2 separate regions of the Homo sapiens genome follow, and region 1 is linked to region 2. A link is a loop called in an ENCODE intact Hi-C map of the cell type or tissue named here. Cell type or tissue: sigmoid colon. All regions are shown on one strand. Links, peaks and the distances in the headings refer to the core of each region. The heading gives the core; the rest is flanking DNA. Region 1 overlaps BCL2 (BCL2 apoptosis regulator). Region 2 overlaps BCL2 (BCL2 apoptosis regulator).

Region 1 (2,925 bases), core at 303-2,802, 51 kb before region 2:
TATATAGCACCATATAAACATTGACTCAACTGGAGAGCCTGAACAATAAATTATCACTAGCTCAAGTGCTAAAATAGCACTTGCTTTTCTCTGTGCCTGAGCATGCTATCTATTTATACTTTGCTTACTTCTGTGGAGTTCAAACTGCTTTATGCACATTTCATCATTGCTGTACTTACATGGATTTATTGTCTTTATTATACACATGTGACTAATGTACCACACAACGCTTAATATTTACTACAGGAATCTCAGTTTTCAACTAGCTTTTTAATCTATGGGTATTACTGACTGCCTTTAATTTATAATTAGTGGAAGTCTGCTAACAATAAAAACCATAGCATTTTACTGTTTATCTTTTAGCTCAATTCATTTTGTACATGATATGACCATTCTTGTTCTTGAGTATGAACCATATATTATTTTCTGGCCTTTCTTTACAATTCCACTTATGGCTGACCTTGAACCAGAATAGGTCTGTGATTTTACTTTCCAAAGTCCAATACATGTATTTTTCTTTTGTTCATGTTGATATCTGCATTGGCACACGTGAATTTCCAAATTTGGTCTTCACCTTTTCAGTTTTCATAGGCAAAAAATAAATTTGGATGATGCAATAGTCAGTAAAGAACTCCAAACAAAGGTTTTCTTGACTAGCTGGAGGATATATGGAAATCCCTAACTGTGGTGTATATAAACTGTAAACCCAAGTTTATACATTGTCAGGAGTTAATAGAACTTAAGATTTAGTAGCATTCTTTAGTACTAGATTCATAAAGAGAAATGAAGAAAGAATTGTCATTTGATGTTTTTGTCCTGACAAATAAAAATAGCCAACTGCTTAGCCCACAGCTGGGGCATTCTGTTTTCTTTTGTCTTCTTTTCATGTGAATATCCATCTTCATTATTGAAAACAGAAACTCCAACCTTAAGCATTTCCCTGTTTTTGCAAAAAGGATATTATATCAACAGTCCCTTTTAAGAACAGGAAGTTATCGTTTCATTCTACACAAGTCCCTACAGTTTTCATCTTGCCCTGGTGTGTCATCTGTCAGTGTGACTTTAGGAAGGTGAGACAGGTATGGCCAGATATGAGAGATTTTTAAAAGTCACAGTGTCAACAATGGTGTTATAAGGGGAGTGTTTAGTAACAGAGCCATTTATTTTAGGAATGTTTTTGTACCCTGGTAATCCTGATATGATAAGGCTTTAACAAGGTCAACTAAGTAACCTGTAGTCAATATCCTCATTCAAGAGAGGTCAGATGCTTGGGGACTCACAGCTGTACAGATGTACTGTGTGCCCTTTTATCTCTCCCTTATGCACATGCCGTTCTCTCTACCTAGATAAGTGGGCACCTCTACCTCTATGATTTCTCTTTCAGGACTCCGTGTAGTTATCATTTCCTCTAAAAAGCCTTTCCTAAAACCAAGTTGGATGTCTGTTTTGTGGGCACAGCCCCCTACACCCACCCCACTTATCCTAATGGGTTGAAAATACCAGGAAAAACTTCAGATAAAGACCATGCCCCAGTAAATAGCTGAATAAAGAACAGGTGAAGGGTGTCAGAAAAGCAAGAAATGGAGACAGAGGCTTGGAATGGTCTTCCTAGTATTGTTGTTGTTACCTCTACATGGCCACCCTGGGGGTACACGTGGAGCTGTGGAAATCTCTAAAATCAAAACCAGGCCAGGCTTAGAATTAGTTCGACTAATACAGATTACGTTACTTGAATGTTTTCAAATGCAGATTTTGCTTTTTTATTTTTCTTTGCTCTTTATCTCATTAAAATAAACAGTGGTATGGCATTCCCATTTGAACCAGGTCCAGCTCTGAAAGCTGGAGCAGTCTTCAGATGGCATGCTCCATTTGGCCCCTGCTCATAGGGCTGGCGTTCAGACCATGGAAATATCAGCAGAATCGAATGCACTTGGGCAGTTTCCATAAACTTTGTAAGTATACGATCAAAGTTAAGACAAATGGGAAACACAGAATAATTAATAACAATGGTGAGTGGAAAATGCTAGCAAGCCATAACAATCCAAAGCATGTTTTCTATCTCTTTTTAAGCAGCTATCTGTCTTACCCACAAAGACACTGCCTGAAAAATGAATTCACCAGCTCTATATCTGAGGCAGAATGACATATGGAAATAGTACAGTCTTTGGCGTTAGACCTGAGTTTCAGTGCTAGCTCTGAAACTTACTTGCTGGCTGCATGGCTTTAGCAAGTTCCTTAAGATGGCAGGGCCTCTGCTTCCTCATCAACTTTTACAATTTTGGAGGTTTAGAGAAAATATAAGTACAAGTGTTTAGCACATCATAGGGGTTCAATAAGGGATGACTAGTGCCATCATCATTATCTTCAACACTACTGAAGAAACAGTAAAATAATCAGTTTGGAAATTATGAATGACCCTAAACTGAATTGGAGTTTAATTATATAGGTGATAGAAATAAAGATTGGAATAAGCAAATTAGAACATAAACTGGAAAATATTTAACAAATGTAAGAAAGCAAACTTTTGAATAATTTAATTATACTCATTTTACCATAATACTATGTATACATCAACAAATCTTAATTTGTATTAATTTGTAATAATATTAATTTCAATTTATAATACTCATAATCCTTAAATTATATATTAGCTGAACAGTATATTATATATCCTTCCAGAAAATGCTATGAATATACATGCATTTGTATATGTATCTAATTTTTTTCTCATCAATAAAATAATATTATCCATACAGACTTCCACTTTTTCCCTCTACAATAAATCTCAGACATTTTAAAATGTGAGTTCATATGTATCCATCACCTTTCTTAATAGCAGCATTTTATTTCATATCAGTTTACCAATTTAGCCAGTACCCTACACAGACATTTCTTTTTTTCCCCAAGTTTTTTTTTTTTTTTTGC
Region 2 (2,925 bases), core at 224-2,723:
GGCTGGTCCCCATAAACGCCGCTGGTCGGCCCCCACCCCACCTCTATACCACGACCCCTCTCCCAGCCCGGGGACTGTGGTATGGAGGCCGAGAGAGGCCCATTTTAAGGAAGAAGCAAGACATATGCACCATCCCATCCAAGGAGTAAACAGGCGGGGGGGAGGTGGGCGTGGCCTCGATCAATCACCTCCCCTGAAGCTGCACCACATGCACATTTTAGGCTGGAAATAAGAAAGAATTTCCTGGCTGTAGGAATTGTTAAATAATAGGGCGGATGACCAAGGGAGGTTCCGGAATCTCCTCTTGAGATCTTTAAAAATGCGATACAAGATCGCATGTCTGAGATGATTTCTTGCAGTCCTGGCTAGAGACAGACGGACTAGGTGCCTTAACGGGCCTGACCCTCCTCCCAAGGCATATGATTCTGTCTTTTGCTTTCTCTTACCCTTAGCAATATCCTCAGTGCCTCCTTTATATGTTCATCCCCCTGGTGAAGCTCACTTACTGCCATCCCTCAGGCTAGTTTTCACCCAATCCCTAGCCTCCTCACACCTTTCCTTGTTATTTTATGGAAAGCTGGTCAAAGGTCAGAGTTGCCCAACTCCCCACACATAGTTTGGTGGTAGCATCTGATACCCAGACAAAACACGGCAAGGATTCCAATACCAGCATATTGAAGCTTAAACACCAAATCTGGATGGAAACAGAGAATTAGCTGTTGCTAACAACCCATTGTAAATGAAAATATGATCTTGGTAATTGATTTTAAATAGTTTTTTTTAAAAGAACCCTTGGCCGCATTTCATCAAGAATACAGAGTTTCAAAAGCGTTCATTCCAGGGTTGGATTTTTTTTTTTTCCTCTTTCTTCTGGCTTAAACCCCAAATGGCCAAGATCCCAGTCTGAATAAACAATGTGGGTGGTGACTTTTCTGTGAGGCCCAGTAGAGGATGCAATCACTTTCTTATTCGGTTCAACATTAAATCATGTGAAACTAGCCTGATTACTCCACACAACTTTTACTCCGTAATGGAGGGCAACACAACATGTATTCTTTCTCTGCTTCTCAGGGAGAAAGAAATGAATTCTCCTAACTGGGAGTGTTTAATTATGTATAAAGTTCGTTGACCTCACAGGCGGCTGTCAGATGATCTTGCTAAGGCCTGTGAACGGCATCCCAGGAATGCAGTGATGTGGGCAGAAACCGAGTGAGTTCATGCCACCGAATGCTTTAAATGGGACCGAATCAGCAGCCGTCCAGAAAGACTCCAGCGAAAACAGAACTTTTGGATAATCAGTAATTTAATCTCACCTAAGCATTTTGAGGCCTTCAAAAGTGATTGTTATAAATCAGAAACTCAGGAAAAATCCCATAGGCATGGGGCCCATAACAACGGGGTGAAGTAATTTTGTTTGCTGGTTATTGCCACAGCTGGTTGGAAATGTATGTATTTGCAATGTTCTGTCCCCGTTTTAGAGGTAATGCTTTCTGACTTCCCTGCTACTGACATTAAAAGAAAATGATGAAGCAATCCCATTCATAAATACATGGTGGGGCCTGAAGGAGTGTGCAGAGTCTATGTTTATTTACAGTTTTGATATAATGCAGCCTCCACATGTGTATGCAGTAACTATACCTACTTGTCAGTAAATGCCTTGAAATGTGTTCTTCCTACGCAGAGGGCTGGGTTCTCCTCTTTGGGCTCAGGGAGCGGAAGGGTACCAGCAAGATGAGCGTATGGATTGTGTGTTCTCTTTTGTCTCTACCTGGAGCATCCCCATCTGTCTATTGTGAAAGGACCAGGAAACGCTGGGAGACGGGCTGGCATGTGCTTCTTGGTAACGAGAGAGCAGAGCCCCTGGAGAGCTGTGGGATGGCTAACTGCGGGAGCCCTGCTACTCCGGGTAGGGGAGAGGCGGGGGCCTGTGAAATAGGTGGGCTTGGTGCTTCCTATAACATTTAAATTACCTGATTGGGGGTCCAATATTATGTTCCTTCAGTAGCTTTCTCACCAAACACACATTTTATCCATCCAAATATTATGCTTTCGGCTGGTAAAACTTCACAGGATTATATTCTAAAACAAAACTCTGCTGCATTCATGCTGGTACCTTTATTGTTATGAGTATAAAGAAAGGGAGGCTGGAATTTAGCCAATAACTTTGACACCCTGCTGGAAGCAAAATGGAAGGGGCCTCCCCTGAGCATCTCTTAGACTAACCTAAAAGTCTTGAATCTTTTTCCAAATCAATCACCTAGGTTTTGAGTGCACAATGTCTGTCTGCATCCAATTCGAGTTAATTCAATAGATATTTGGAAAACACAAATAATGGACAAGGCAATTCTGGTGACACAAAAATCAGGCCAGGCGCAGTGACTCACACCTGTAATCACAGCCCTTTGGGAGGCCAAGATGAGCGGATCACCTGAGGTCAGGAGTTTGAGACCAGCCTGGCCAACATGGTGAAACCCCGTCTCTACAAAAATAAAAAATTAGCCGGGCATGGCAATGCATGCCTGTAATCCCAGCTACTTGGGAGGCTAAGGCAGGAGAATTGCTTGAACCCGAGAGGTGGAGGTTGCAGTGAGCTGAGATCGCGCCACTGCACTCCAGCCTGGGAGACAGAGAGAGACTCTGTCTCAAAAAAAAAAAAAAATCAGAACTCTTTATCAGGTCACATTAATCCCAACTGGGAGGATTTGGGTAGTTTTCATGCATGGAATCTTCCCAGGGTTGGGGGCTGAACCCTTAAAGGGGTTCAATAGGCCAAAGGGAAATGGGAACTTACCAAAATCTCAGTTCACACTCGCATGCATTGTGGAGAAGAGAGAGATGTAATTGTCACTGAGTCCTGCTATTCCATGGTTAGGGTTCTATAATTTTATCTTGATTTTTTGTTTGTTTGTTTTAAGACAGGGTCTC

Evidence for each region. Peaks named below come from ENCODE experiments on the same cell type or tissue, not always from the same donor. Only the 100,000 strongest peaks of a DNase experiment are listed, where the experiment ranks them.
Region 1: a loop joins it to region 2, with 2.7 times the contacts of the local background. A loop is called at or near these places in 8 of 110 quality-filtered maps.

Annotation. Positions count from the first base shown.
Region 1 is chr18:63,186,093-63,189,017 of GRCh38, forward strand. The region is part of intron 2 of BCL2 (BCL2 apoptosis regulator); the gene reads right to left. Among named protein-coding and RNA genes, the nearest start is that of BCL2, 130 kb to the right of the region's middle. In sigmoid colon, for the core only: no CTCF peak of the experiment used is centred there; no DNase peak of the experiment used is centred there; H3K27ac peaks cover 142 bases.
Region 2 is chr18:63,237,096-63,240,020 of GRCh38, forward strand. All of the region lies in intron 2 of BCL2 (BCL2 apoptosis regulator), which reads right to left. Among named protein-coding and RNA genes, the nearest start is that of BCL2, 81 kb to the right of the region's middle. In sigmoid colon, for the core only: no CTCF peak of the experiment used is centred there; a DNase peak (open chromatin) is centred at 1,186; H3K4me3 peaks cover 997 bases; H3K27ac peaks cover 1,506 bases.